Linked DNA regions of Homo sapiens: region 2 is linked to region 1. The links are chromatin contacts, found by Hi-C or POLR2A ChIA-PET in ENCODE. All regions are on one chromosome and are shown on one strand. Each heading gives the region's core, a stretch centred on a gene start or an enhancer-like site at or near the end of the contact. The rest is flanking DNA. Distances are from core to core; before and after follow the strand shown. Region 1 overlaps SMC5-DT (SMC5 divergent transcript). Region 2 overlaps SMC5 (structural maintenance of chromosomes 5).

The links. Hi-C counts contacts between places; a loop is a spot of excess contacts on that map. ChIA-PET counts read pairs that join two places held with the same protein, here RNA polymerase II (POLR2A). Pooled maps may share reads with other maps.
Region 2: a loop to region 1 is called in a map of GM12878, with 4 times the contacts of the local background. The contact joins two enhancer-like sites. A Hi-C loop is called at or near these places in 2 of 168 maps with a recorded cell type or tissue (GM12878 and ovary) and 1 of 50 pooled maps. POLR2A ChIA-PET finds 5 or more read pairs at or near these places in 1 of 52 experiments (T-cell).

Annotation. Positions count from the first base shown.
Region 1 is chr9:70,227,268-70,231,494 of GRCh38, forward strand. SMC5-DT (SMC5 divergent transcript) reads right to left here. Exons shown (of 4, transcript NR_039990.1): 3 at 1,947-2,122. Among named protein-coding and RNA genes, the nearest start is that of SMC5-DT, 29 kb to the right of the region's middle. Within about 2 kb of position 1,961, at least 6 of the 41 ENCODE cell types and tissues checked have a DNase peak (open chromatin) inside an H3K27ac peak, as active enhancers do; they include ovary, where a contact is called at or near this core.
Region 2 is chr9:70,282,917-70,287,143 of GRCh38, forward strand. It overlaps SMC5 (structural maintenance of chromosomes 5), which reads left to right. Exons shown (of 25, transcript NM_015110.4): 8 at 3,284-3,355. Among named protein-coding and RNA genes, the nearest start is that of SMC5, 26 kb to the left of the region's middle. Within about 2 kb of position 2,511, at least 3 of the 41 ENCODE cell types and tissues checked have a DNase peak (open chromatin) inside an H3K27ac peak, as active enhancers do; they include ovary, where a contact is called at or near this core.

The sequences.
Region 1 (4,227 bases), core at 711-3,210:
ACAACATTTCTTGCTGTTTTGTTTACTTTTGTATTCTCAGTACCCAGAAAGTGTCTGGTATAGTAAGTGTGCAACAAAAAAATACTTGAATGAATGAATGTCTTTCCCACTTCTGTGAGATGGAAATATTTTAGCTCTTTCACAGATAAGGAAACAGAGTCTCAAAAGAGTGAAGAAATTACTCAAGATTTTGTATCTGTTAAATGGAGGAATTTAAGAGTCTGGTCTGATTCAAAGGCTCATACCTCTTTACTACTTTAGCCAAAAGTCCATTGTTTTCTTGAAGTTGGGAGGGTTTCCCACTCAAGAGTGTCCAAACTCATAAATTAATCTATTAAGAGCATTATCTTTCTGAATGCAAAGAAAACAAAAAATTCTCAGCTACACAAAATAAATATTCTGAAGTTTATGGAGAAAATAAAATTTTATAATAAAACAAAATTTTGCAAATGAAATTCTTTCTATTTATGATTAACTGCCTATAGTGGAGGAAATCCCTAAACAGAGCTGAAACATTGGGGAAGGAAGATTTCAAGATGTTGACCTATTCAGCTGCGTACTAGGCTAGGCATCATAATTCCTCCAAAGCATTATTCCTGTCCAGAGCTATCAATAAGAAGTGATATTGCCATTGATGATGTTAAATTTCAGGCAGGACCCTGTGGAGGTAATATTTTTTCCCAATCATATAAGCTTGACTGAAAACGGACTTTGCGATACTGTCTCAAACTACAAGAATACAAATTAAATATTTTTCTATAATAAAAATACTGTTATTTGCTGAATTACTGTATTTGCTGAATTAAGGAGTGAAGATTGCATATTCAGGACTCAACACAGTATCTGGTACCTAGTAAGGGGGTTATAATATGTGGTGAGTGAATAAAGTCATTCACCAGCCTCCTTGCTGGTAACATAAATCCATAGTAATAATCACAGCTAACATTTGTTGAATACTATTTTCAGACATTGTTCAAAGAGTCTGTTTCGCTGACACAGCTGTGTTTTTATCCTTACAAGGTCACCTCCTGAACGTGCCAGCTCTCCTACCAGCTCCATCCTCAATGTCAATTTACACTCTAGGCAAAGATTCCAAGTTTCCCTCTTTCAACAGGATTTATTGGCTACCAAAATTGCCTCTAAGGTTGCTAAACTGGGAATCCTACTAGGGATGCCAACTTTGGAAATTGGGGGAAAAGAGGGTGGGGGTTGGGGTACTGGATATTGGCTTAGAGCAGAAAAGGAGGTAATTCTTACCAGTTGTTGCTAAGAAACAACCTGAAGTTAATCTAAGAGAAAAAAAGGAGGTGGAAAGTGAGCTGCTTAACTCCCCTTCCCTCATTTATGCTTCTTCGACAAAATTCGATTGTTTGATGCTTCTTTTCCCTTTCCAAGTTGCCTTTGGCATTCATTTCAACTATATTTCACCTTCATTTTAACTATATTTCACATGGATGAATACATGGAAGGACAGTAAGCACATTATAGGTTTCTCAGGTTTAGAAATGCCCAGGGAGAAGAAATGCTAGCTAACAGATACTGCTTAACAATTTAAGCCCAGTGTTGGCTTTTATTGCAATTCTCAGCAGCACCTAAACACACAAGTGCTTCAAATAGAAATTGCTTTCTCACACAGATTGCCTTCTCTCCTATAATTTCCTGTCTAGGATGGAGATTATTTGTGTATAGAAGGGAGTGAAGGACTGAATACTGAGAAAATAGTGCCTGTGATGCAAGGTCTGGTTTAATATGGAGGAAGAAAAGGTTCAACAAAGATTTCTTGAGAAATCTATGCTCCAGGCATTGTACGGAGCATGGAGGTTACAAAAATGCTCACAGATTAGTGAGGGAGAGAGAGAGAAACCAGTCAACACAGTTCGGAGTGCTAAGTACAAAACGGCCATATGCCCAGGGTGCTATGGGAGGGCCTCTTGGGGGAATCTGACCTGGCAGGGCAGAGGCAGCCTCCTGGCTGCAGTCTAGGGAGAGCAGTGGAAAGCAGCAGTGCCCACTCGCACAGTGTCCCTGATGCCTTCATGTCTTCTCTCACACTCTGAGGGCTAAGACCTGGGCTCTGTGACTTCTTGGTCTCATGCCAGGGACTTGTGTGATTTAACCAGAACTGGAAAAAAAAAAAAAAAAAACCCTGAGTTTTTGTAACTAATAATTCTAATGACACTGCATTTTCAACATATGGATTACTATAAAGAGGTAATATGGCACAGTGATTAAGGACCCTGTTTCTGGATTTATGCTGTCTGTTTAAATCTCGGGTCTGCCACTTACAAGCTACGTGACTGAAGGCAAGTCATTTACACCCTCTCTGACTCCTTTTCTTAGTCTGCAAAATGGGGCAAAGACTTATTCCTGCTTCTTAGGTTGCTGCAAAGATTAAACGAGAATAATATGAGCACCTACAACAGTCTCAGACACACAGAAGCCATTCCAGTTTATAAGGTTTCAGTGAAATTTCAGATAAATATGGTGATTTTTATGTATTCTTTTTCTACGAAGGAATTGTGAGTTTACAGCGCCATCTTAAGGATAAAGCAAACATATAATCTTGTCATTTTATCATCTTTTTCTTTATTACTCACAGTACAACTCATTTTGACTAGTAGCTGGGTAATGCTTTCCCCTGTGTTCTTCCCACTCCACTTGCCCCTAGCAAAATCCCACTTGCCCCTAGCAAAATCCCACTTGCCCCTAGCAAAATGTACCATTGCTAAAGCTAACTTCTTGTTTATCTCCTCAAGAATGCTCACTTACTCAGTTTTGTACCCCCACTGCCTAGCATACTCAACAAAGATTTCTGGATTAAATAAACAAATGCTTAGTAAAAGCATTTCGTTTAGTACAAACATGCATGTAGGTTTCAAAAATCACAAGGAATATAATGGTGCTCTTTGATCCATCACAATTTCACTGGTCATTTTAATATATTTGTCTGGACATTACTCTCCCCAGATAATCCCAGCCTCTAACATTTCATAAACGAACCAGGCTGCACCGTGAATACTTGTATATTTAAAAATACACGGTGAATTCGAACCCAAATCAAAAACCCCACTGACTATTAAAAAAATATGGCAAGAAAGGGTGGGGGGAAATGGAAAACAGATACATAAAGGCAGGTGAGTGAAACATCACAATGTATACCTATTGATATCATATAAACATATTGCTTATTCAAAAAATTAACAAACATGGCAAGATTTATATGCTTAAGAACATGAAGGTATTCTATGTGGCAAAATAAATTATCTAAACGCTGCCCCATTCCCCTATATACATGTGTACACATACACACACAAGACAAAACATTTAAAAATTCTTGGTGAAATTTGACGACCTTTATTGTAAATGAATACCTAAGCTGGTAGGAAAGTAAGGGAAATGTCCAGACACCCTCTGCAACCCCTCCTCTGCTTTGAAAAAGAGAACTGAAAAGCAGAGATATAAGTACATAAGCTGACGCTATAGCTACCTGGAGGGAGGTTGTCAGTCTTGGTAACCTGGGGGCTTAGGCTCTTAAGCCATAAAGGGATCAGAAAAGAGCCTGCCAAGGGTGGGGAGGATAGAACAGAGACTTCACAAATAAGCCCAAGACTCTTGAAGAGCTACATTTTTACTAAAAGGGTAAATCCAGACAATAAAATAAAAATAGAAATCTTCCTTCAGCACAGGGAGATTGGTAGGATGCCAACTCTTCTCCATTTAGACTGTGGTATGGGGGATAGGAGTTCTTCCTTGAGAATTCCTAGTTATATTACACAAATTTAGAGTGCAAAATTACCCTGACCTCATGATCTGGGAATCCACAAGCTCAAAGTTTAATGTGAGAATATGTCCCTGGCCAGTGATATTCTTGGGGCACCTGGTTGAAATTAATATAAAATTCTTTAGGGGACTGTGCACTCAACCTAGGCTGTGCAGAGTTCACACATATAAAACTGCACTAAAGAAAGCTCACAATCCAAAACTACAGAACGTTTTGTGAAAGAATCCACTAACAGCAAAAATCAGCTGCTAAGAAACAGAAGAATTATATACCCAAGACTTCATAAGATGAAAATTGTTTGTAGACACTTTAAGTATTTTTTAAAATGATTAGAAAAAGATATAACGAAGCCAATACTCTATGAAAATGCAGATAGTTTTTGTTTTCATTTTTGTTTTTGTTTTGAGAGAGAGTCTTACTATGTTGCCCAGACTGGAGTACAGTGG
Region 2 (4,227 bases), core at 1,261-3,760, 56 kb after region 1:
GGAGGGCAATATAGAAAATCTGATGTTTTTGGAATAGATAATAGAATAATATTCCCTGTATTTTAAAAGTATAACTAGATATTTTTTATGACTATGGCTTCTAACCTTCGGTGGATTTTGAAGTTAGAGATTATTTGAGAATTGTTTAAATTCCTGCTTCTAAAATAACGCAGTATAGGCAGATCCAAAATCGTGCATGAGATTTTGGAGATTCATGGATGCACTGAAGTCAAGGTATTGACCCCTACTTAAGAACCTCTGATATGGCTGGGCACAGTGGCTCATGCCTGTAATCCCAGCACTTTGGGAGGCTGAGGCGGGCGGATCAGTTGAGCTCAGGAGTTCAAGACCAGCTTGGCCAACATGGTGAAACCCTGTCTCTATGAAAAACACAAAAAACTTAGCCAGGCATGGTGGTGTGTGCCTATAGGTCCCTGCTACTCATGAGGCTGAGGCAGGAGGATCACTTGCGCCTACGAGGCAGAGGTTGCAGTGAGCTGAGATTGTGCCACTGCTCTCCAGCATGGGTGACAGAGCGAGGCCCTATCTCAAAAAATGTATATAATAATAAAAATTTAAAAATAAATCAATAAAGAATCTCTGATATAAATTGTCAGTTGCCTCAAATATGTAGAATTATTTGTAATTAGACCAGCGGAATTTATGCTATATATAGGTAATTTTATGAAACCAGAAAACCATTCACAACCTTTGTGTACTGTATACCCCTGATGTTGGCCACTGTGCTTGAAGATGGGTGTCAGTGATGGTAAAGGGTGGATCTTAGCCTGGCACTGCTATTGGGAAAAAATTGTATGAAACATGATTTCTGCTATTGAAAGATCATTTAGGAGATAGTGTGTTATGAACTTAGCAGTATTTTTTTTTACAGGCATCATCTCTATTTTTAAAGGTTTTAAAGATTGTGTTTTATTCTTGTGAATATGCTACTCCAGGGTTTTTGTTACTGAATTTAAGATTGCCATTTATACAGGTTTGACTAATGTAAGTTTCATCTTTTGTTTGTAAAAAAAGAAGTTATGTGGAGCTCTTCGATTTCTAGATGTGATTGTACTTTTCTCTTTTTAGGCACCTGAAAGTCAGAAAAATGACTTCTTGAGCTAGATTGTACCAGATACTATGTTGAGCATTTCTACTGAGTGAGAAAGGCCATATCTAGGAATATAAAGTAAACTTTGTAACAGAGGAAATGAATCAACAGTTTTGACTTTGCTACTATCATGTGGGAAAAGCTCCACTATATCTTAATTCTAATACAGGTTAAAGTGAGTTAAAATTATTGCACTCAAGTCCAAAAAATTAAACAGTTACTAAGATCAGATAAAGGTTTTAGGACTTGATTAGATCTGATTCTGAAAAAGCGTTGCCATTGGTCATTTTAAATGTTACGGGGAAAAGGAATTGTAGATATTATCTAGACAAGCCCCCTCATTTTATTGTTACAGATACTGAATACCAGTGATAACACGACTTCCTCAAGGATATGAAACTAATAATTGGCAGTCGTTGTTATGTTAATGATGGTTGGTTATAGTTAAGTTGTGGATTTGTAATTGCTTTTTTTGGTTCTTGAATTTTCTGTTACTGTAAAACTACTTTTGTAGTGGAAAATATGTACATAATAAATTTGAGATCTCTTAATTAAGGAAACATATTTAACCCTTTGTTTTGTCTATTTATAACAGAAGCCCAGCTATTGTTATATTAGGCTCATTGTCAAACATCCATGAGCCTAATTTATTTATGTGAAAATCTGCATGGCCTAAGATGTTTTAGAATTATTTTCCTAAAGAAATAATTCTGAAGTGGTACCTTATGTCAGTCTATAGTAAAAGTAGTTATTAGCACCCATAGCCTTGCAACAGAACACAGTGGTTAATTTTGTTTAATATTCATGCTGTTCTTCTTCCTGCTCATTCTGTTCCAGCAGAAAACTTTTTCCAATACTTGTAATTTTTTTTTTTTAATTCCAGGCAGGTGATGAAGTGTTATGGACAGGGCATAGCTTTTGAGACACACAGACCTGTATTTTAAATCCTCACTCAGCTGTCTGACCTTCAGCAAATCGTTTAGTCTCTCTGAGTTTTAGTCTCCTCAGTCAGGTGAGGACAATAATAGTAATCTTTATCTTACATGATTAGCATGTATGATTTAAGCATACATACATCAGTGTTACTAGCATCAGAAAATTAATTTTCCTCTATCAGAAGAAACTATTGTCTCTTGGCATCAGAGATCCACCGGAGACATGATTTCCTAGGAGGGCTCACAGCTAAGATTTATTACAGCAAAAGGATGCAAAACAGTCAGGAAAGGGAAAATGCCCTGAGGACAAAGTCTAGAAGAAACCAGGCACAAGCTTCCAAGGGTCCTCCCCCAGAGAAATCACACAGAATGTGCTTAATTCTTCCATCATCAAATTATGACAACATTTTAAAAGTCCTGTCTACAAGGGAAGTGCATTACAGACTCAGCACCCAAGGTTTTTATGGGCGTTAGGCAACTAGGCCTTCTAGCAGCATGTTGTTAACTTCCAGAATGCAAGAAGGAAAGCAGATGTTCTGCATCAGCCACATTGTTTGTACAAACACGCACAGTGAGCCACTCTTATCAGTTAGGAAATGGTAGAAACACTCCCAAAATCCAAATTTCCAGACAACAACCAAGGACCGACCTTGCAAACAAGCCTGTCCAAGAATAGTAGTCTTAGTCTATAATGTTGTTTTCTGTATAGCCCTGTTTTCTACTATGTTTGAATTACATATTATAGGTGTTAATGATGTGTAATATGTGTCTATAATATGTCATGTATGTGTTTTATGTGTTAATGAAAAATATCAAGGAGGTAGCATACTTGGTATGATAGAACTCTGCATTTGAAATCAGACCTGATTTTTTATAATTAGTTTCCATTTTTTAGCTATGTATAAAGGTTACTTGGCCTCTTTTGAGCCCTACCAGTCAGTAATATTTGTCCTGATTATCCTGTAGGGTTGTTTTTAGGATCAGATGAAATAAGACAGGAAGATAAATGTAAAGAGAAAAAACATGCATGCGTATTACTGCAACTGTTTATTAATATCATTAGGAATAACCTTTTATAGACTTGCAAATAACTGTTGGTATTTTGTTGATAATTATGGATTTTGCTTGATGTAAATTGTTGTGGGTTAACTCGATATTTGAATGGGCAGGGCCATATAATTTGCTTGCATGAGTTTTTAACTAGCTGTCCCCCCCTCTCCCCGGTTTAATTTTACAGGCAACAGATATTAAGGAGGCATCTCAAAAATGCAAACAGAAGCAAGATGTTATAGAAAGGAAAGATAAACATGTAAGGTTTCATACTAAAATTTTTATTACATTAAAGTTTGCTCTAACTTTTGTTTTCAAATACAGATTATGAGACAGATTCTTGTTGGGGAATGGCCAAGATCCTCTGCATTCTCTATTTCTTAATCCGAGGGAAAGTAAGATTTGGAAGTATAGTAGTTGCTCAGAGGACAATTGTGGAAAATTTCTCAAAACTACTAGCAGCTGTGCCTTATGATATTTGTAGCTGGGTGGCTGTAGTTTTTTAATAGGATAATGGTGGATTTGGTTACCTTAACAGCAAAAACTAAGGTCTAAGGGATTTATTCTGTTGTTGTTTAAAACACAGAAATAGACCTTTTATTTTGAAAAATCAGTGATGACGCTTATGTAGAAAATGCGTATGTACCTTTATGCATGATTGAAATTAATGAGACAAAGTATACTTAAACTATGGAACTTTTCGTCTTTTTTTTTTTTTTTTTTTTTGAGACAGGGTCTCTGTTACCCAGGTTGGAGTACAGTGGTGTGATCTTGGCTCACTGCAGCCTCCGCCTCTCAGGCTCAAATAATCCTCCCACCTCAGCCTCCTGAGTAGCTGGGACCACAGGTGCATGCGACCACACCCAGGTACTTTTTTGAATTTTTGTAGAGATGGGTTTTTGCCGTGATGCCCAGGTTGGCCTCGAACGCCTGAGCTCAAGCTATCCACCTGCCTTGGCTTCCCAAAGTGCTGGGATTGCAGGCATGAGCCACTGCCCCTGACTGGAACTTTTTATTATATTTTTATTGTTGAGTTTTACTCTGTTTTGATATAATCTTGGTTTATAGCTCCAATTTCTAGAAATGAAGACACTTACATTGTAAAACTTTAGCCTACTGCAGGTAATTTAT